3 separate regions of the Mus musculus genome follow, and all the other regions are linked to region 1. The links are chromatin loops, found by intact Hi-C in ENCODE. Cell type or tissue: left cerebral cortex. All regions are shown on one strand.

Evidence for each region. A loop is a pair of places that touch in the nucleus more often than their neighbours do. Peaks named below come from ENCODE experiments on the same cell type or tissue, not always from the same donor. Only the 100,000 strongest peaks of a DNase experiment are listed, where the experiment ranks them.
Region 2: a loop joins it to region 1, with 2.3 times the contacts of the local background. A loop is called at or near these places in 4 of 42 quality-filtered maps.
Region 3: a loop joins it to region 1, with 5 times the contacts of the local background. A loop is called at or near these places in 2 of 42 quality-filtered maps.

What each region holds. Positions count from the first base shown.
Region 1 is chr1:107,554,550-107,562,549 of GRCm38, reverse strand. It overlaps a transcript of Serpinb10 not described here and the pseudogene Gm18249. Among named protein-coding and RNA genes, the nearest start is that of Serpinb10, 30 kb to the right of the region's middle. In left cerebral cortex, a CTCF peak has its summit at 228 (motif pointing right); DNase peaks (open chromatin) are centred at 242 and 3,185.
Region 2 is chr1:107,482,571-107,490,570 of GRCm38, reverse strand. No RefSeq gene overlaps it. Among named protein-coding and RNA genes, the nearest start is that of Serpinb2, 25 kb to the left of the region's middle. In left cerebral cortex, no CTCF peak of the experiment used is centred here; no DNase peak of the experiment used is centred here.
Region 3 is chr1:106,897,631-106,905,630 of GRCm38, reverse strand. No RefSeq gene overlaps it. Among named protein-coding and RNA genes, the nearest start is that of Serpinb12, 37 kb to the left of the region's middle. In left cerebral cortex, a CTCF peak has its summit at 3,972 (motif pointing left); a DNase peak (open chromatin) is centred at 3,980.

The sequences.
Region 1 (8,000 bases):
CAGAGGCAATACAGGGAGACTTAGCCAAGCACTCCCAGCATTTTGCCACCTCAGTGGAGTGTCCTACACAGCAGTGGCAAAGCAAAAATTCTACCCTCATAGTCTGAGATCTGTGCTTTAGCATTAAACAGTCTGATAGTTACTCTAGTTTTTGCTATCTAGCTTGCTTTGTGATTTTTTTTTTAAATGATGGATTCCCAACTCAGAAGCAATGCTATCTTATGCCACCAGATGGTACCCCAAGCCTAAGTTGCTTCAGATCCTGGCATAATATATTTCTTAAGATGTTCCTCTCCTGAGGAAGAGGGAGAGGTAAAATTGTAAGAGCCAAAGGAGTTGAATTGAAGAGGATGGCCAGAGGAATCAACTAACCAGGGACTCAGAGGGCTCACAGAGACTGAAGCAGCAACTGTAGAACATTCACGAGTCTGTGCTGGGTCTTCTGTACATATATTCTGGTTTTTGGCTTGGTATTTGGGGGTGACTCCTGACAGTAGGAGTCATAGTGTTTCTGTTTCTTTTGCCTACCCTTGGCACCCTTTTCCTCCTGCTGGGTTATCTCCCCGTGCCTTGTTTGTGCCTGATCTTATTGTATCATTTTTTTACTGTGCTCAGTGATGTTCCTGGGAGGCCTGCTCTTTTCTGGGGGCACAGGAACAGAGAGAGGAAAACATGGAGTAGATCTGGGGGGGAGGGAATCATTAGAGGGATTCGTAAGAATGGAAGGAAGGTAAGCTGTAGTTGTGATGTATTGCATGAAGAAAGAATAAATAAATAATAACAACACACAACACACACACACACACACACACACACACAAATTGATTGGTTGTCAACCTGTGGGTAACAACCCTTTAAGAATCAATTGACCCTTTCACAGGGCTCTCCTAAGACCACTGGAAGATATATATTTCCAATGATGTCATTCCTATATCCATCTCCAGGCAGTGTATCCACATGCAGATATGGCCACATGTGAGCACAGAGCATGATGACATCATCCTACCAAACTTTTCATATATACTCCAAGAAGCTACAGGTGTGTGTGATATAATGTCATAACATTGGTGCCATGATGTACTTATATGACCCAGTCACACATGTATAAGGAGCAGCTACTATGGTGAAAACAGCAAAATTGGGGGTAAAACAATATTTTGTGAATTATAATTACTGTGTAAATGTAACATAATGTACTGTGAAATCATTAGTTACTGATAATATGTAATATATTATATATACTGATTATGTATTATATAGAAGCTGTTGTATATAGCATATATACTAATTATATATAATATAATATCATATTATATATTATAACCTGATTAGATATAGTATATGTAATATATATTAACTTTATATAGTATATATAATATATATAACTTTTTAATAGCATATATAATCAGTAACTGATGATTTTTTTTGTTATTGTTACATATATATATACATATATAGGTATATATGTACAAATCAATACACACACATATATGTATATATCATGGAAGCTTAATCTGGATGCTGATTGGTCTTTTTTTATTCTGCTGTGAATAATAAACAGGTATATAAAGCATGGTAAATTATAGGAAAATTGAAAGAAATGTATTGTCTAAAATATGCTATGTATAATCTTTTACATTAGTAAAGCTATTGCTCTATATTGTTTTTTTTTAAAGATTTATTTATTTTATTATATGTAAGTACACTGTAGCTGTCTTCAGACACACCAGAAGAGGGAGTCAGATCTCGTTACGGATGGTTGTGAGCCACCATGTGGTTGCTGGGATTTGAACTCCAGACCTTTGGAAGAGCAGTCGGGTGCTCTTACCCACTGAGCCATCTCACCAGCCCCTCTATATTGTTTTTATTAGAAAACTATCCCATGGCAGTGGATCATGAAGAGAAGGATCTTAAGAAAAGAAAATATAGTAATAACTTTTTCAGTGTGGTTTTACATCAGTAATTAGAGCAGGAACTGAGAAACAACAATGGTTCTTTTGTTTTTGTTTTTTGTTGCTCTTGTTTTTGTTGTAAAGTTCTGTCCCAAGAATCTATGAAGCTGAGCAAACTAAAACACCATTTTGATTGCAAGCATCGAAGCTTTGCCAGCAAAGATATCAACTACTTTGTAACCAAAGCTGATAGAATCAAGAAGCCAAACTTGACAACTGGTAGCAAGTATCACAAACAAAATGTCTCAGATGTGGAACCTTCATATTTCGTGGCACTGAGAATTGCCAGAGCTATGAAACCACATCTTTGATGGGGATTTACTACTGTCAGCAGCCGAAGACCTTGTTCTAGTTATGATAGAAGACAAATTCATCACACAACAGAGTACAGTTTCCTCATCTAAGAACAATGTCTACAGAAGCGTAGACGGCATGTCTCTTGTTATTCTTGATCAGGTAATCCAGAAAATTAAGTCTGCTTCACTTCTAATATTCATCTTGATGAATCTACAGATGTTGCTAATTGTTCACAATTACTGATTTACATGTGACATTTTAATGATGGCAATTTTAAAGATGGGGTTTTTGTCTTGTTTTGTTTTGTTTTTGCAAAGCTCTTGAAATATTACTCCACATGATGTATTTGATGCAGTTGGTTTGTTTCTGAAGCAGCATTAAGATCTCTTGAGAAAAGACTAGAGGTGTTAGCACAAATGGTGCTCATCTGTGCCAGGATGTCCACTTGGATTTAGGTGTTTGGTAGTGAATGTGTCACCAAAAGTGATCTGATTTCCCTTCATGATCCATTGCAAATATTAGCAATGCAGCCATTGCCACAAGAATCACAAGATGGCTTAAGGTCTGTCAGTTTTGTAATGGCCAGCACTTTAGACAGTCAACTGTTTCGCAACTATGAGTTTGTGCCAAGCAAAGCTCGGCTATTTCACATCGAAGGGAGATGGTTGTCAAGAGGACAAGTTTTAGAGGTGTTTTTTGATCTTCTCAATGAACTCAAATCTCTTCTTAATCAGAAGGCAAAACTGCAGTTTGAAGCACTTTTCAGAGATAAAAAGAGCCATCTTTGCCATCTTGTATGAGTTAAATTTATCACTGCCAGAATCAAAGGCAATGTGCCTCACTTTGACTAAAATGATATGCTCATTCCAAATAAAACTTCAGCTTTGAAAAAAGAAAAGAGAGGATGAAAATAAATCTTGCATGTTGCCTCCCACATTTGGTTCTTTTTGAGGAATACGACACAGACCAGACAAAAGGATTGTGATGATATCTTCATTGAAAGAACACTTCTACTTGCTTGCAGGTGAAATTTAATGGAACTTTCCAAATCTACCTGGCATCCCATTTGCATTTGCCTGACACCCATTGACAGTCAAAGTTGAAGATGTTCCTGAGTCAGCACAAGAGGAGTTTATTGGACTTATTAACAGTGATGTAGCAAGAGCTGAATTTTCTACAATGTCAACTACAAAAGTCTGGATCAAGCTTTTGCAGTCACACCTGCCTGAGACTGTGCTGTGCTTTCTTTTTCCATTTCCAAAGACATGTCTTGGTGAAACAGGGTGTCCATTTTGCTGATTGTCAAGTGTTGCAGAGTAGATGTGTGGAAGATGATCTTCATTGTTCTCTTTCGAATATGGACCTGAGAATTTCTGACCTGGTGAGAAAAAAGCAGTCTCAATCTTTGCAGTGGCTTTAGCTTTTCACACAAACTGCTACAAAAATCTCGCCATGTGGTTTATTGCAGTTATATTAAGACTATTACCCATGCTACACCATAATTAAAGCCAAAATTTCATTTATTTGTAATTAGCAATAAACATTTTAGATATATAATTACATATTGTTTTGCAATTAATCACTGAGTTTTAATTATATTCAGTTTATAACAATGACAATATATCCTGCATATCAGATATTTGCATTACAGTTCTTAATGTAGCAAAATTACAGTTATGAAGTTGTAACAAAAATAATCTTATCAGCATCACCACAATATAAGGAGCTGGATTAAATGGTTGTAACATTAGGAAGATTGAGAAACCACTGAATTAAAGAATCCTGGAGGGAACTTTATGGGTGTACCTGGGTGTCTGGAAAGTTACATTCAAAGCCCCTCCTGCAGAGCTAATGCAATGCATATAACCGATGGTGCAACTTTCTTTCTGATGCTTTCACAGGTGAATGTGGACAATATTCAGCCTTCTGGGTGGTCATAAGCCTTAAGCTACGTTTAGTCTAACAGATGTCAAAGCCTTAAAAACATTCAGCACTGGCCACACTTCTCATGAGCTGGTGCAGGAGAGAAGTGAAAAGACCCAGCCACAATTGATGGCTGTCATCAGGTCTTTGTGGCATATCAAAGCCCAATTACTTCTACTGCACCCTTCTGATGAAGTGCAACTTCAGTCAATGTAACAGAATCAAAGGTTTCAGAACTATAGAAAGTAGGGAGTGAAATTGACTCCTTCCTCTGCTGTTCTTTTATGCATGTGAAAATGTGTTTATGTAAAATTGCCCTATTTTAATTAAATCTTTAGATTTTGAATAAAAGGATGTCTGAAAATGAATAAATAATCCACTCCAGAAAATGAACCAGTTTAGGTTTTATTTTTCTTAAAACAGTATTTTTTTATGGCTTGGGAAAAATATGAAGTTGATAGACTATGATTATAAAACAAATGTATTAGAGAATATTAAGGTATAATAAAATGATAGGGCTGAAGATGTAGCTTAGTTGTAGAGTGCTTACCAAGCATGCAAAAGGTTGCAGATCCAAGCCTTAGTATCAAAAAGAAGTTATAAAACATGACCATTTTATATTTCTTGATCTTAGCATTATTAAAAAGATGTTTTAGATGTAACAGAATATGCTTATATAAATAATAAAGTTACTTTTCTTATTCATAAAAATTTTAACAGAAGATGTATTACTTATTCTTTTTCAAATATATATACATATATATATTTATACACACGCACACACACACACACACACACACATATATATATATATATATATCCAATTATCAATTATTTTGGACTCAAAGAATAGTTAAAAAGTTATACAGAGGATTTTCATATGTGTTAAAACAGTTTTTCTCCTAATGCTGACATATGTTGCACTGAGGGGACAAACCAGCAATAGACACATCACTACTAGTGTAATCTACACTTGCCCATACACACTAAAGTACATATCTCATACTTGTCAATATAAGCATTTATAGAAGAAAATATATGTTTCAAGAGTTATTAAATAATAAGATATAAATTTTTTTATAAATATCCTATTGCATTTTAAAGAATTTTCTACACTAATCAACAAATGTGTAATATAAGGGACAACTCAATGATCAGTTAACTCAGGAATTGTAAAGCATTCAGTTAACACACACAGGAATTCATGGAGTTCCTGGTCAAGCTATCTTGAGAGGCATGTGTCATAGGTTTTTAAGGTTAGAGACCATAGCTCCATGGGCACTGTGTACCTTTCAGTTTTCAAAAAACTGAGGTACTCCGTCAGGCAACTAAGCATTCTGGCCGCCTGTGTATCTCTGTGTTCCACTGACGTCATCGAAGTATATAGAAGTTTGGCAGAGCCATTGTTTTTAGTAAACATGTTTCAGTCCACTCTTGTGGAGACCTCTCCAATCTGTCCCAGTTTTCATTTTCACAAACCATATCAGAAGACCCTGGTGCAGTAAGGAGGTGCTGGCGCCTATAGGTGGTGCCTTCAACAGGGGCCACAAATATGGGGATTTAAGAAAAAGAAAAAAAAAAAATAAGGTGAAGCACTCCTGATTGTGGCATACACACAAATATAATAAGCGGGAGATTTAATAAATTGGAGATAAGTGTGGGATGGCACAGATAAGGAAGTGGCATTTGTTTGGAGAAGTTCTGCACAGTTTGTTGCTGGTGGAAAGACATCCCAGAGGAGCAAGCCTGAGACTAGAAGAATCCCACCAGGGACCACAAGGTATAGGCAAGAGTGCACCAAAGACATATGACCCCTACATGGGGCCATGCATATGGGATGACCATCAGTCCAGTGCCATGAGGTCCAGACAGGCAGCCACAATGAGATGATCACCAGGTCTGTGCTTCAAGGGCATGGAGGATGATGTGGCAGACCATGCCTGAGATGACCCCTATCCAGTGCCAATCACCACTTCTGAGATGACCTCAGACACTCATAGACCCAGGGTGCAACTAAGAGGGGCAAGGAAGTGGTGGAGATATGGAAGAGAAAGAGAAACAAAAGAATGAGAGGACAATGAAGAGAGGTAGAATTGTAGAGTTGGGGGTAGTGAGGAACACTATTAATGTGAGCAGCTGGTTATAACATCTGAGGCCATGGTGGAAGACTGACCTGGAGCTAAGCCTGGGTCTGTGGCCCTGCAGCAGTAGGGGGTCTGTTACCACCAAAGGGTAGGCAGAATTCCTTGTTTGGGGCTGCTGGCCAGGGACATGTTGATTTCTGAGGGCTATGCAGAACTGGCCCCAACTCTCACCTGGGTATCATGGGTAAGCTGACACAGATGAGAGAGATTCTATCCTCCCCTCTAGTCCCTTTCCACCCGCATCAGACAGGAGACCTAGCCCTGGGGTCCTATGTACAGTAGAGCTTGCCCTGCTCTTCAACAGCTGCAGCAGCACTCAGGAGAGAGAGCCATGGTTCAGGGGACAAAGGCAAGCCAGAGATGAGGATGTGAATATGGGAGATATGGCCCTACCACTTATCTGCCCTATGGGCAAAGCAGAGATGCTTCCTGACCCTTTGTCACCTGTGACAGACAGGAGAGATGGTCTTGAGGGCATCAGAGTAGAAGAGATACCCCTGCTTTTCACCTACTGTAACGCTCAGGAGAGCAGACCTTGCACTTTGCCTGGGCACATAGTAGAGCTGGCCCTGAATATGAGGGTTGCTATTGAGCTTCCGCCTCACACCTAAAGCATGACCATGGGAAGTCCAGGCCTGCCTCTTATTTACTTTGTGGTGGCATCAGCAACGGAGAGATTCCCTCCCTTCCCTTTTGCCCTTGCCACCTATGGTAGGTGGAAGAGCTGGACCCAGGATAATGAGAGTGGAAGAATAGGCCTTGTCCCTTACAAGCTGTAAAACTCCAGAGAGTGGTCCCCTCACCTCACCTGGGCAAAACACTAGAGCTGGTTCTAGTGGTATGGGGATGGATGAACCAGTCTCATGGGCATGAGAACAGGAAAGCTGTTTCTACCCCTTGCTGGCTATGACAATGGAAGGGTCCGCCTGGGCAAGGCAGGAGAGTTCAACTGTGTACTGTGAATGTGGCAGAGCTGGCAGACTGACCAACTCAATAACTCAGGCCCAGATCCAGGGCTTTAAGTTGGCCCACCCAAACTCTACTGCATCAATCAATGAACTTCTGAAGTGTGTGAAGCAGCCTGTCTTACAAATCCAAAAGGACAGGATCTCCATGACACAGGGCATCATTCAGATATTGGAGAGGAGTCCCAGTGAGGTTCCAGTGCTGATCGTGTAGCAGAAGCCAGCAGCCTCAAACCAGATCAGTGACTCCTTGCAATGACCATTTGCAAACAAAGGAGTGTAGACAAAAGGGTTTACTCTAGGATGTACTGTAACACAGTACAGCTTCCACAAGTGATTTTTGTCCTGTTGAGGGGAGGGTGCAAAGGAAGAGGAGGGAGAGAGATAAGTGGGATTAGGGTTCATAGTATGAAATTCACGAAGAACAAATAAGAACTTTTTTTTTTTAGAAGAAATTATCTACCCATTTCATTTAAGATTGTTAAGGATATTAAGCAGGCTTGTGCTTAATAAGATCCACTGCTTCTTTTACGTCATCTTTCCTTGATTCTGTCCCTGAAAATGTTTTTGTTCCCTCTGATTGGAAGATCTTAGCAAATGCTAACTGAGGGGTTGGGGCATTTACTGTGGAGGGCTGGTTATTCAGAATCATGTCAAAATCAAGCTACTAGAATCAGTAAAATAATGTGCCTACAACTCTTGAAATGTGAGAAGGCATG
Region 2 (8,000 bases), 72 kb after region 1:
CTCCATTTATCCATTTCCTTTTTAAATTTTTTGCTTATTTCATGTATGTGATGTTTTGTGGTATGCATATCTATGTACCTTATGTGTTCTTAGTGCCAAGGTAACAGATGATTATAAGGTGGTCCTGTGAAGAAGAGGCAATGTGTTTAATTGCTGAGCCATCTCCATAGGCCACCATGTATGTATGTATGTATGTATGCATGTACACACACACAAACACACACACGCACACACATAGTGTTTTCTTGATAATAGATATTCTTAGGAGCATGGGATAGACTCTCAGTACAATTTCAATTTGTATTTCTGCAAAAACTAAAGAAGCTGAACACAGTTTAAAGCATGACCAATTGTATTTCTTCTTCTGAGAGTCCTCAGTTCAACTGTTTAGCCCCATTTTTGGGCTAGGTTGTTTGTTTGTTTGTTTGTTTGTTTGTTTTTCTTGATGAGTTCTTGAGTTCTTTCTATATTCTAGAAATGAATCCTATCTCAGATGTATAGCTGACAAATATTGTAGGGACTTGAGCTTCTATCTTTTCACATTTCCTAGGCTCTTGTGGTGTTCTTGTTTGCACCCCATTGCTTAAATAAACACAATGTCCAAAAGCAACCTGGGGAGGAAGGGCATTATTTGGCTTACACTTCCATGTCACAATCAGCCACTGAGAGCAATCAAAGGAGCTCAAGCAGAAACTGAAATCAAAACTGTGGAGAAAAGCTGCGGACTGGCCAGCTTTCTCCTACACTCGCAGAGACAGCTTTCTTACACAACTCAGACTGACCCGCCGAGGACAGAACTTCCCACATAGGTTAGGCCCTTCACAGCAATCAACAATCAAGAAAATGCCCTCGTGGACATTCCCACGGTCCAACCCAAGTCAGCCAAGGCTGTTTCTCAAATGAGGTTCTCTCGATAATTTCAGACCAGCTGTGTCAAGCTGACAGCTGAAGCTAATTACGAGACATGGAAAGCTCTGCCCCACCCAGATCTTAGAAGTCCATTGGCTTTCTCAATGTTTTTCATTAACCTCTTTGACTTTTTGGTAATTATTTTGGTGACTGGGCTGATTTTGAGTGACTTTTAAAGAATTACATTGAAAAAAAAAAAAAGAAAACTCTAGAAGCTCAAAGGTAAATGTGTTACACCAGTGCTAGCCTGATAGTTGCCCATGGGATAGTAGGTCAGATCTGGATGTGGTCTCTGGGCCAGGTTGGGGCATGAGCAGATGCACTTGAGGATGAGAATACAGGTGTGGCTGAGAAAGCTATGAGGGATGTGTATCTCATTATATAATCCAATATTTAGCAAGGAAGACAGATAAGTCACATCAATTGCCCTTAAATACCTAAAATATTATCACGAACAAGAGAGTGGCAATTCAGTTGCTAAAATGAAAGCAAAATTTTCATAGGAAGGCAGAACACGAAATAACACAAATAAAAGCTTCATCTTTTACTTGATCTTCATCTTTTACAGGTTGGTCTTTCATTTATATATGACCACCTCTAATACCTGATAAATATGAACCCTTAAGTATGTGCACCATGTGGTGGGGACACTCATGTACGATGATGGCTAACTTTTGTAGTACTGTTTCCTGCTTCTCAGCTGGGGAGGTCTTGGGTGCACCAGCACACCATGGGTAACTGGGTATCACTGGTATAAGGCCTGGGGTGGGGAGTCAGGAACAGGAGGTCCAAGGTCTGCCTTTCCCCCTAAGGTGAGCAGAATCTGGTCAGAGTAGTGGAGAGTGCCAAGAGTAGCAGAGGGTCTGGAGGGGAGAAAGCTTTCCTCAGCAGTCTTAGGACAGCTCTTTAGTTGAAGGCCTCTGAGATGATCCTTGCTGTTCATACTGGTGTATTTGATGGAGGATGTAAATGTATACACTTTATTTGGGGTGAGCCATGGATTATACATCTTGCTTAAGTAAGGAATGCCCAGGAAGGGAAACTCATTGGCTGAAGTCTCCTGGGGCTACCTAGATACCTCATTAGCATGAAGAAGAACTCCAGGTGTTAGTTTACCTGACTGAGTGCCCAGAGTGCTCTCAGTGGGGTGTTGTGGTTACATTCCAGAACAGGTACAGAGACAGGTAGGGAGTGGCTCCACTCCTTTCAGCCTGAGATCTCTGAGATTCCCAGCATCTGAGCTCACTCAACCTCAGCAGCTCTAGTGTCTGCCTGGTACAGGGCCCCAGATTCCCAGGGTCTGAGCTCACTTAACCTCTACCAGCCAGCTCTTATGTGTGGCTGGTAACATGGCCCCCCAGCCCTACAAATTTTTATTTTCTTCATAAGTTTTTAAAACTTCCAAACTTTATAGAATAGTTATTTATTAGTTTAAAATAGAAAAATTAAGTGTGAAATGGCTCCCAACATTAGCCCTATAGCTCCTTCAATGTGATGATTTCTGCCTATTTTCCCCTACTGCTAGACTCTTGGCTCAGACCTGTTATCTTGAGTCCTTGATCCTGTCTGACACTTCCTGGGATTGACATCAACTTTTGTCCTTCAGCTGCACTCATTCCTTACAGTGTATATCTGATGGGGGTTAACATTTCGTTATTCCTTTTCTTGGCAGGGTCTCACTGTATATCCATGGCTGGCCTCAAACTGGCTACAGAGACCAGGATGGTCTCAAGCTCACAGAGATTCACCTGCCTCATTCTCTAGAGTGCTGTGATTGAAGACTTGCACCACCATGCTAGTTTTTAATTCTTTCCGTCTGTCTGTCTTTCTTATAGCTGGAATATCATTTATAGTGTGTCTTTCATTCTGATAATACTCTGGAGTCACAGTGTACCTGACTCTTATTGTAAGAGACAGAGAATCATCACCTGGAATGTGGATCAATTGGAGAAGGAGCTGCTCACAAAGGAAATGGAGTAGTCATAAAGGGGTTTTGGATAAGTAGAGAGGGGCTAACATTTCTATACAAGCTGACAGAGAGATTCAGAGGTCTCTATTTGTGACACGTGTAGTAGAGACACCACTCCTACCTTAGAGAAGGGGAGAAAATGAATGAGGAATGAATAAAGGGCCTGCCTTCAACCCCAGGAAGATAACCATTTTTTTGGCAATGCAACTATGAATTTTATTCTTAGTAAGGAAGATATATAACATTTTAAGTACCTTTTTTTCTTTTACTGAAAATGAAACACTTTCCTTTCTCACAAAATATATCCTGATTATGGTTTCCCCTCCTTCTATTCCTCCAAGTTCATCTCCACCTCCCCTTCTACCCAGATACAATTTCTTTACCCCTCTCTTTATAAAAGAACATGCTTTTAAAAATAATAAACGAAATATAATAAAAGAAAACCAACAGAAGGAAATAAGCTTAAGAGAAAAAATCAGAGACTCAGTCACTCACACACTCAGAATTCCCATAAAAACATTAAACTGAAAGTACACGCACACACACACACACACACACGCCACAGGAAGTCTATGTAATTGTTTCTGTCTATTGCAAAAAGAAGCTTCTGTGATGATGACTAAAAACCACACTGATCTGAGTATAGAAGAATATCATTAGAAGTCATTTTATCACTATGAAGAACAACCATTTCTTTCCATAATTCTTTTATTGATATTATATCTGTAGTAAAAAAATACTAAAAATATTAAAATCCTGGCATGGGGTTACCACTCACCTTTAACCATTTATGTTTTAAGAGGAAAGCACGCACACACAACCTTTATATTTTTAGCTATACCTTAGACATCACAATAGCTGGGCAGCTTGCCTACCTTCCATGCTGCTAGAATCTTTCTTCCCATCAATGATCCCAAGCCATCACTCACTGTTTACTATGTTCAATCTGGGCTGCTCTTAGTTCGAATTGGCCAGACCACATGGCCACATTTTCTTTACTATCCCTCCTGGTCACTCTTCCATGACAGCTTCTTTCCTCTTTTCTCCCCTCCTTATGGTCTCTTCTCTCTAAACCTGACAAAAACCTTCTCCCCACCTATGTTGGCTGATGTTATATTTATTCACCAATCAGAATTAACTTGGAGGAAGGGTCCTAGGGACTATATGCAGACTCTAGGTTTTGGGGACCCACACTTAGCATTACAATAAACAGTAAAAAACAAAACCTCAACAACATTGCATTCTGCTCTGTCCTTTCTCTCTTTCCAATCCTACCCTTACAAGTCTCAGTTCCCATTACCCCTTCCCCTTATCCTCAGAGAGGTAGAAGGCCCCCTTCGGTACTGCCCTACCCTGGGACATCTAATCTCAGCAGGTCTAAATACCTCCTTTCCCACTGAGGTCAATTCAGGCAATCCAGGTATGGAGAGGAAGTCCAATGACAGGCAACAGAGTCACAGGCAGTGTTAGTGAACACATGCTGTGAAATAATTAATCACAACCCAGGGTTTCTACCCCACCTTTCACCAGATAAAACTCATACACAAGTTTTATATTTACAATAAGCCTTAATCAGAACTAGAGCTAGGCAGATAGCTACCCTCTATGCTATTAAAATCCATTTCCTATTGATAACACCACATTATTACTTACCATGTTTCATCTGGGCTGCTCTTAACTCTCAACTGGCCAGTCCTCTGTGCCATGCTTTCTCAACTCCTAACCAATGGCATCTTACTCCTCACTTCACTTTCTTCTCCCCATCATGGTCTCCTCCAACCCCAAGGCTGGAAAGACCAAGCCTGGGAGCACCAAGCCCCACCTATCTCAATTCTGCCCAGCTATAGGCTGTCGGCATCTTTATTTACCAATCAGAAGTGAGTTTAGGGCAAGGACGTATAGTGTCACTTGGGACTACATGTGGACTCTCTATTCTCTGGGCAACCAGGTATAGGGGACGCAGACAATTAGCATTACAATACATAGAAAAAGAACAACTCTCAACAGACACATATGAAAACCATGCTGTATATCTGCTACAAATACTTGGGATACCTATGTTCAGTTGCTACATGCTTTTTGGTTAGTGGTTCAGTCTCGGTGAGCCCATGTGGGCCTAGGCTATTCAACTCTGTAGGTCTTCTTGTGGTGTCCTTGACCCCTCCAGCACAATCAATTCTACCCCCGACTCTTCCAGAAGAATCCCTGAGCTCCATATGACGTTCTGCAATGGTTCTCTGCATCTGTTTCTATCCACTGCTGGATGAAGAGACAGTTATACTACATACCAGCCCCAGTCTCTGATCCATCCATCCTTATCTCTGTGCATCTTGTAGGAAGAATAAAATTAGGGTTGAAGGTTTTATGGGTGAGTTGATGTCCCATTCCTTCCTGCCTGGTTACAGGAGGTAGCAACTTCAGTCTCTATATCTCCTGCTGGTAGAAACCTTAGCTAAGATCACCACCATCCCAGTGCTCCAGCTAGTTCTAAAGATGCCCCTCACTGATTTCCATTCTCTCTCCCAATCTGGAGGATGCTGTTTTGTCCTATTGATGACCCTGTTTGAGCACGCGTGCACACACACACACACACACACACACACACACACACACACAAACCTGATCACCATCCCCATACTCACCCTAACTGCCACTCAGTTCCTTCTTTCCATACACCTCTGGTGACTATTTTGTTTCCCCTTCTGAGTGAGATTCACACAACCTCTCCCTTAGGCCCTCCTTACAACCCAGTTTCTGTGGGTATGTGGGTCGTAGCATAATGGAATTATCCTGCGCATTATGGCTAATATCCAATTATGAGAAAGTAGATACAATGTTTCTTTCTGGATCTGTGTTACCTCACTCTGGATGATAGATAGTCTCCAGTTCCATCCATTTGACTTCAAATTTCATGATGTCTTTGTTTTTAATAGCCAGGTAGTATTCTATTGTGTAGAGGTATCACATATTCTTTATCCATTCTTCATTTGAGGGACATCTATGTTGTTTCCAGTTTCTGGCTATTATAAATAAAGCTGCTATGAACATAGTTGATCAAGTGTCCCTGTGGCATAGTTGAGCAACTATTGTGTATATCCCTAGAAGTAGTATAGCTGGTCTTGAGGTTGAACCAATCCAAATTTTCTTAGAAACCACCAAATTGAGTTCCAAAGTGGTTGTACAAGTTTCCACTCCCATAAGCAATGGAGGAATGTTCCCCTTGCTCCACATCCTCACCTGTATATGTGGTCTCTTGAGTTTTTGATCTTAGCCATTTATTTTATTTTATTTTATTTTATTTATTTTATTTTATTTTATTGGTTTTCAAGACAGGGTTTCTCTGTGTAGCCCTGGCTCTCCTGGAACTCACTCTGTAGACCAGCCTAGCCTCGAACTCAGAAATCTTCCTACCTCTGCCTCCTGAGTGCTGGGATTAAAGGCGTGTGCTACCATTGACCGGCTGATCTTAGCCATTCTTATCAGTGTAAGGTGGAATCTCAGAGTTGTTTTGATTTGCATTTCCTTGATGAATAAGGATGTTGAGCACTTTAAGTGCTTCTAGGACATTTGAGATTCTTCAGTTGAGAATTCTTTTTAGCTCTGGGCCCCCTTTTTAAATATTGGGATATTTGATTTGTTGGTATCTAACTCTTGAGTTCTTTATACATTGTGGACATTAGCCCTCTTTTGGATATAGGGTTGGTGAAGATCTTTTCCCAATCTATAGGCTGCTGTTTTTTCCTTCACGTTCATGAGGTCTCATTTATCAATTGGTGATCTTAGTGCCTGAGCTATTGATGTTCTATTCAGGAAGTTGCCTCCTGCAACAATGTGTTCAAGGCTATTCTACAGTTTATCTTCTATCAGATTTAATGTATTCTGTTTTATGTTGAGGTCTTTGATGTACTTGGGCTTAGGGTTTGTGTGGGGTGATAAATATGGGTCTATTTGCGTTCTTCTACATGCAGACACCCACTTAGACCAGCACTAGTTGTTGAAGGTGTTGTTGTTGTTATTGAATGTTTTAATGTTGCCAGGTGCTTGGCTTATCTGTATGTAAGTATGGTCTCTATAAGTAAGACTAAAAATCTTATTGGTTTACTGAGTTGGACTTTGTTGGTATGTACACTTTAGTCTGTTGTTGGTCTTCCAGAAACAGTGTCAAAGACAGACGATAAGGCCCTATTGTTGAAAACACTACATACTTCAGGCATAAATCACAGCGAAACCAAGCTGCTGTTGAGCTGGAGTTTTTATTCCTACTGGCTAGTTTTCATAGTGCTGGAAGGTGTAAGGCAAGCTACTGGAGTAGAAGAATCATCAGCTACACTCAGCTGTTACTTCTTCAAGCTATTCTAGTGACTGATCTGATACCTGCCCACTGTTCAACAGCAGACAAAACAAAATGTGAGAGAACAATTTTTGATTGGATTTAAAGTCTCCCTCCACAGGATGAAACCCGTACCTGGCACCATTATTGGTGCCAGAATCTATTCCTAGAGAAGTCATAGACCCTAAGGGATCATATACTACTATTAGGCTGCTAAGTAGATATAGATTAAATTGACCCATAGAGACTAATTTTTGTACCCACAGATAAACGCATCTCTCACTCATCACCTGAAAAGCTTCTATCAATAGTTCATGGTGATTACCCAGAGACCCACAGCTTGGCAAGAGTATAAGAGGCTGGAATACTCAGCCCCAAATGGAACATAAATACCACACCACCATTCCCAATGGGACCATTCTGGAAAAGAAGGCAAAAGTGTAATCTAGCCAAGAGCAGTGAATGACTACGAAGATTCACCATTTTCCAGACACAGCAGGGCAGCTGCACATAGGAATTCACAAAATTTCTCACAACATTCACAGAGCACATGTAAAAGCAGGGCAGACCAAATCCCAGGACGGAGGGGAGGATTCAACGTCCAATCCCAGAGCACATCTCACTTGTTCATTACTAGGAAAGGGAAAGAAATCTTTCTTTGAGAGCATTATCAGACCATGCTTTAGTGGAAGACTGCACATACAGGAATATCTGGGCAGCATATATTGGTCTGGCAGAGTTAAAAGCAGATCATAATGTTGAGGCTAAAAAAGGAATATTCTGGGCAAACAT
Region 3 (8,000 bases), 660 kb after region 1:
ACCTAGGCTGAGACCTCAAACACCCTGTAAAAAGCCAGGAACAGTAGTGCATACCTGTAACCCAAGTGATGGGGAGGTAGAAACAGGAGGAGTTCTGAGACTTCTTGGCTGACTGGTTTAGCTGAATCAGTGAGTTCCTAGTTCAGCAAGAGACTGCCTCAAAAGCTAAGGGGAAGAGTTACTGAGAATAACATTGACACAGACCTCTGTTCTACACAAACATGCGCATACATGCATATACATGCACACAAAAATATTGTACACTCACGTTCATGTGCATATATATGCAAGTACACAAATACGTACACATATATACAAACTTTTTAAAAAGAAGACTAGCACCCTTTCCTAAGAACAACTCTCTATGTTAAAAGCATCCTGGACATTGACAAAAACTCTAAATGGGGACAATGACAAATTGAGTACCAAAGAGACAAATCAGACTCTCAGAGAACAGGAGTTTAAAAGAATCCTAACAGCTCATAAAAATGAAAAGGCATTAGCTCTGAGGGAAAGTACCTGGTCTATTTTATATTCTGTGTTGTGATCATGTCCTAACAAAATAGAGATTCACTTAGTATTTGCTGACCTCAATGAATTAAATTAAATGTAATCAACACCTCGATTGCCTTCTTTTCCCTCTCGTCTGACAATATCTTCAGTTTTATATAAAAGTGCATATTTACTCAATTCTCAGTTGATGCCTCCTGTGGAGGACATTGTCCCCAGCCCAACAAAGAGCACACAAGACAAAGATAGAAGCCAACCACTAGCTAGTCTCCCTGTGGTCCCATCATTGGTTCACTGGGGGATTTTTCCATTCAATAAACACCTACTGAGCACTTAATTTGCTGTCAGACACTGATATGGGCACTGGAGATGCTGCACACAACAGAAAGGTTAAGGTTTCTAGCCTCACAGGAAGCAGTGGGGTAGGGAGGACACATAAAATGTATTCATGCATACATCTTTATATATTTCCTCATAGATGGACACAAGTATGCAATATATATATATATATATATATATATATATATATATATATATATGTAGGTATATATATATATATATATATATGTAGGTATATATATATATATATATATATATATATATGTGCATGTGTGGCTATAATGTAGGGAGAATGGAAAGAGGAAAAAAAAGACGTGAAGCAATTTTGAAATTCGTTCAAGTGACCACAAGAGTGACCACAGAATTCAGATAAAGAATTAAAATTACACTTACAAAATTACACTTACAAAAATTAATGTGACAAACTAGGGAAACAGCCCAGTGGGGCCATGTACTTGAGTTTGGCTACCTAGCACCCACATAAATACAGGTGTGGCTGTACTCTGCTGAGTGAGTCAAAGACAGATGAATACATCCCTGTCCAGGCATGCTAGCCAATCAGTGAGCAGTGGGTTCAACAAAAGAACACATCTCAAAAACAGAGAGAGGAAGAGGGAGAGAGAAAGACAGAGAGAAAGGGAGAGAGAGAGAGGGAGGGAGAGAGATGCCTTTGACCTCTGACCTCATCATCAATGCACAAAACCATACCCACATGCAGAGAGAAGAAGACTAATGTGAGGAAATATGCTTGTGCATCTTGCGAGTAAAATCTATTGTAGAAAGTGATGAGTACAGAGTGAGCATCAGGTAGATAATGCTGTTCTATTCAGATAAAGGGAAATGGGGAAAGGAGCAAGCATGTGTGAAAGACTGTGAATTCAATGTGGCTTCCAGTCCACAGAGATGCTAAGCATAGTTGGAGATCCACGAGGAGCCTGGAAGATAGATACTAGAGAGTTATCAGCAAGGAGCTAGTAATGGAAATCTGGGAATTGGATCATCACAAAAGGTCCCAGTAGTTTAATCGCCAAAGTATAGAAGAAACTCCTGCTACTCAATAGTTATAAACTGATTTTAATGTATTAATGACTTGAATAGAGATTTCTCCAAAGAAGACATGCAGATGGCAACAGATATATAAAAAGTGTTTGACATCACTAATCATACAGGAAGTGCTAGTCAGAGCCACAATGAAAGATATTTGCAAAACTGGTGAAATACTTGCTATCAAAAAGTCCAAAGATAACAAATAGTAGCAAATAAGTAGAAAAATTGGAAGCCATGTTCATGGCTGGTGAGAATGTAAGGTTGTTTTGCCACATGAAAACCATTAAAGGCATGTCAAGAAGTAAAAATCAGAACTGCAATCTGACCTAGCAATCCCACTTCTGTGTATAGATCAAAAAATTGAAAAGACGTCATGACTCCAGTGTTTATTGCAAGGTGTGGGGACAACTTAAAAGCCAGTGGAGCAAAACAGGCGCAATACAATAAATACAATCCATACAATAAAAAAATTGATTTAGTGGAAGTAGCTAAAGCCCCCCTACCAGATGGAATCCATGGCTGGTACTGTGGTCAGGACCAAGAATCTGTGGCTAACTAGATTATAAGTCCTAAGGGAGAACTTGTTACTTCTTTTGTCCTGCTAAATAAAAATAGTTGAAAGTCAACTTCTGATGACTTCATGTTAGGCCCAGATTGTACATCTCTCATTATTCATTGGTGAAGCCTTTTATTTCCACAGTATAACGTGATTAACACAGAGTCACCACTGACCAAGGTGAGGAGAATAAGAGACTGCAGAATCTTCAGCCCTAACTGTGACCTCTGTATCACAGCTTAGGGGTCATTGTGTAGGGAGCAGAAAGACTTTAAGGGCCAGAGGTTGTAGATAATTAGAAATAAACAGTACTCTCTCAACACAATAAGGTAGTAACACAAGAGAACACACAGCAGCTGTGACAGCATGCGCAAGATCGTCAGTCAAAATCCCAGCATGGAGGGAAAGAGAGGTAATCACTAAGTCCCCTTAACTGAAGACCTATTGACCTTGAAGGAGAGATGGTTTTATTTAAGGATATGACATTCACCCACACCCCTTTTAAGTCATCCATGCTCCAATGGATGGCTCCATACACAAGAATATATGGAAAGTAAACACCGGACTCAATGTTTTAGAGGGTTGGGGTCTTATTTGTTGGTTTTAAGAGGACATGTGGGTGGGGATCTGGAAGGAGATAAGGGAGGAGTGAGGGGTGAATATCATCAAAATACATTGTATTAATTTCTCAAAGAGCAGGGCGGGGCGCTTCTTTAATTCCCGCACTTGGGAGACAGAGGCAGGCCGGTCTCTATTAGTTAAAGATCAGCCTGGTCCACAGAGCAAGTTGCTTCAAAGAAAAAAAAAAACTAAAGAGATGATAATAATAAAACTTAAGATCCTCTCAGCATTTTAAAAGAAATAAAGTTTATAGTACCAATATCACAGATGAAATGGCAAAAAGTGGAAAGTGGCCTAAATCAGCCCAGAAAGACAAATACAGTGAGTGGGAGTTATCATTTGCAGTGTCTAAAATAGTCAAATTTAAGGCATCCACATATGTGCTTCAAAATGTTGCACAGTGCCTCAAAAGTACATTTAATTTTCATGCATGAATTGAAAAGAAATATCATCATTGTCAATATCATGGGATCTTGGGTGGTTTTTGACAGTTGAGGGTGAGAAGGAAAATGATAAACTAGTTATCCACAGGCATGAAAAGTCGGTTAAGAAAAATGGATTGGTTTGATAGGTCCACTGCGTAGCTCTGTACCTACAGTCATCAGCTCTCTACTGTTGCACACTTTACAACGTTTGACGACAGAGCTCATGTAAGCACTCACACCATGATTAGAACAATAGATGAAGTGCCTAATATGAAACTGGAAGACATGCTATCATTTAAGAAAAGGAGATGCACTGTGTGTTTTTCACTTGAAAAAAAATGTCCTCAGCAATGCAGGCAGAAAAGGTCGAAGGCACTTCTAGAGCTGACAGATCTTCAAAGGATTGATTACAACTGAGCATTTGAGACAGTGGGCAGCCCATCCATAGCATGATGAATGTCGCCATCTAGTGGAACATGAGATGAGCAGCTGGCAGATGACCATTAGTCTTCATACACATTGCCCTTGGGCTGTAACAACCTTAGGGGGTTGGCTCTATGTGGAGAAAAAAGGCCACAGAGACAATTTCACAAGTTCTGCGGTTTCTCAAACAGTAAACCTTGAGTAACACTCAAGTCCCTCCGGGGCCTTGGAAAGGCTGCAAACCAGAGGCATTCAGAACAGGACTTACCACAGCCTGGGGTGGCAGGCTCCCTGCCTGTTTCATGAGTTCTGGGCATCTGTGGCTCAGAGTCCTCCTGTAATGACTAATTAATGGTCCTCAACCTTATACTGGGTTCTTCACTTATTCATCCCTAGTAGTTCAACAAACATATGAAAGCAACCCTTTCTTTTGTGTCAGGAGCGAGGTAACCGCTTACAACAAAGAACCCACATTAGACAAAACAACAGAAGCCATTACAGTACAAGAAGAGACTATTTAAAAGTTCCATGGATAGGTCCATTTCAGGGTTCACAGATAGCTCTAGTTAAGCCAGATGGGTCACAAAACAAAATGAAGTCGTGAGCCTGCTGAAGTGACAAGTAAGGATGAAGGGGTGTGGTCGGTAGGAATGGTAAAGAGCAACAGTGACGTAATCAGATAGAATGTAATCAGAATACTTTATGTCCCCGTGTGGAATTCTCAAACAAAAACAGTAACAAACCAGTTTCTGTCTGCACCAGACCTGATCCTGTGCTCTCTAAACCCAAGTAGCAACAAGAGAGAGCTGGTCTCCCAGGAGTGCTGACATACCCTGAGTACAGGGAAGATCACCAATTCTGCTCAAATTCTTGGCCAAAGAGGGACCCAGCCAGAGCCATCCGGACACAGGAACAAAGGAACAGGAAGAAACAATCACTTTTCCTTAATATTTTTTGTCATCAATGGACTTGATTCCCAATACAAAGACATAGACTAACAGACTGGATATGTAAACAGGACCCAGCACTTTGCTGCATGCAGAAAAAAGGCACCTCAGTGTCAAAGACAGGCACTACCTCAGAGTAAAAGGCTGAAAAGCAATTTTTCCAAGCATATGATCCCAACAAACAAGATGGAGTAGCCATTCTAATATCGATTATAATCAACTTTCAACCAAAAGTTATTTTAAAGAGATAAGGAAGGACACTTCATACTCATCAAAGGAAAAATCTACCAAGAAGAACTCTAAATTCTCTGCTCCAAATGCAAAGACACCCACATTCATAAAAGAAACTTTACTAAAGCTCAAAGCACACATTACGCCTCACACAATAATAGTGGGAGACTTCAACAACCGACTCTCAACAATAGACAGATTGTGGAAACAGAAACTAAACAGAGACAAGGTGAAACTAACAGAAGTTACGGACCAAATGGATTTAACATATATCTATAGAACATTTCATCCTAAAACAAAAGAATATACCTTCTTCTCAGCACTTCAACGTACCTTCTCCAAACCTGACCAAAAAAATGGTCACAAAACAGGCCTCAACAGATACAAGAACATTGAAATAATGCTTTTTTGTGACTCATCAAGGTAGGCTATGTTTACTATCCACTTGTACAACCAATTAAGGGGGATATAGGAATTAGTAGATGCTAGCAACAGTAAGAGACACAACTAGTTATCAGCTACAAAGTTGTGTGCCCTGTGTACTACAGTTCCACTCTTCTTTCATATTCATATCAGCCATTCTCTTGTTCCCAGCAGATACCAGGTACCAAAGTAAAATCAGAATCAGATAAATGATCTAAACAGTCCCATAACCCATAAATAAATAGAAGCAATCATTAATAGTTTCTCGACCAAAAAAAAAAAAAAAGCAGCTCAGGACCAGATGGGTTAAATACAGAGTTCTATCAGACCATCAAAGAAGACCTAATACCAATACTCTTGAAACTATTCCACAAATTAGGATCAGAAGGAACTCTACCTAATTCTTTCTATGAAGCCACAGTTATGCTGATACCTAAACCACACAAAGAACCAAGAAAGAAAGAGAACTTCAGATCAATTCTATTTCCCTTATGAATATTGATGCAAAAATACTCAAAAAAATTCTCCCAAACCAAATCCAAGAGCATATCGAAATGATCATCCATCACGATCAAGTAAGCTTCATCCCAGGGATGCAGGGATGATTTAATATATGGAAATCCATCAACATAATCCACTACATGAACAAACTCAAAGAAAAAAACACATGATCATTTATTAGATTTTAAAGGCATTTGTCAAAATTCAACATACCTTCGTGTTAAAAGACTTGGAAAGATTAGGAATTAAGGCCCATAACTAACCATAGTAAAAACAATATACAGCAAACCAGTAACCGATATCAAACTAAATGGAGAGAAACTTGAAGCAATCCAACTAAACTCAGGGCCTAGACAAAGCTGCCTACTCTCTCCCTATCTATTCAATATAGTACTCAAAGTTCTAGCCAGAGCAATTAGACAACAGAAGAAAGTCAAAGAAATACAAATCAGAAAGAAAGAAATCAAAATATCACTATTTGCAGATGATGTGTTAGAATACTTAAGTTACCCCAAAAATTCCACCAGAGAATTCCTAAACCTGATAAACAACTTCAGCCAAGTGGCTGGATATAAAATCAACTTAAACAAATCAGTAGCCTTCCTATACGCAAAGGATAAACGGGCTGAGAAGAAAATTAGGGAAATGACACTCTTCACAAAAGTCACAAACAATATAAAATATTTTGGTGTAACTCTAACCAAACAAGTGAAAGATGTCTACAACAAGAACTTCAAGTCTCTAAAGAAAAAAATCTAAGACCTCAGAAGATGGAAAGATCACTTATGCTGGTGAATTGGCAGGATTAATATAATAAAAATGGCCATCATGAAGAAAGGAATCTACAGGTTCAATGAAATCCCCATCAGACTTACAACTCAATTCTTCATAGAGTTAGAAAGAGCAATTCTCAAACTCATTTGGAATAACAAACAACCCAGGACAGCGAAAAGTATTCTCAACAATAAAAGAACTTCTTGGGCCATCAGCATCCCTGACCTCAAACTGATTTACAGAGCAATAGTGGTAAAAAAAAAATGCATGGTATTGGTACAGAGACAGTCAGGTAGATCAATGGAATATAATTAAAGACCCAGAAACGAATCCACACATATACCTATGGTCACTTGATCTTTGACAAAGGAGCTAAAACCACCTGGAGGAAAAAAAAGACAACATTTTCAAAAATGATGCTGATTCAACATGTAGAAGAATGCAAATTGATCCACTCTTACCTACCTGTACAAAGTCCAAGTTCAAGTAGATCAAGGACCTCCACATAAAACCAGACACACTGAATCGAATAGAAGAGAAAGTGGGGAAGAGCCTCGAACACATGGGCACAGGGGAAAGTTTCTGACCAGAACACCAGTGGCTTATGCTCTAAGATCAAGAATCGACAAATGGGACCTAATAAAATTGCAAAACTTCTGTAAGCCAAAGGACACTGCCAACAGGAAAATAGGCAACTAACAGACTGGGAAAAGATATTTACCAATCCTACATCCAATAGAGGACTAATACCCAATATATACAAAAACTCAAGAAGTTAGAGTCCAGAGAACCAAATAACCCTATTTAAAAATGGGGAACAGAGCTAAACAGAGAATTCTCAACAGAGGAAACCCAAATGGCCAGGAATCACCTAAAGAAATACTCAACATCCTTAGTCATCAGGAAAATGCAAATCAAAACAATTCTGAGATTCTATGTCACATCAGTCAGAATGGCTAAGATGAAAAACTCAGGTGATAGCAGATGCTGGTAAGGATGTAGAGAAAGAGGAACACTCCTCCATTGTTGGTAGGATTGCAAAGTGGTACAAACACTCTGGAAATCAGTCTGGTGGTTCCTCAGAAAATTGAACATAGAACTACCTGAGGACCCAGCTATACCACTCCTGGGCATATAGCCAGAAGATGCTCCAACATGTAATAAGGACACATGCTCCACTATGTTCATATCAGCCATATTAAT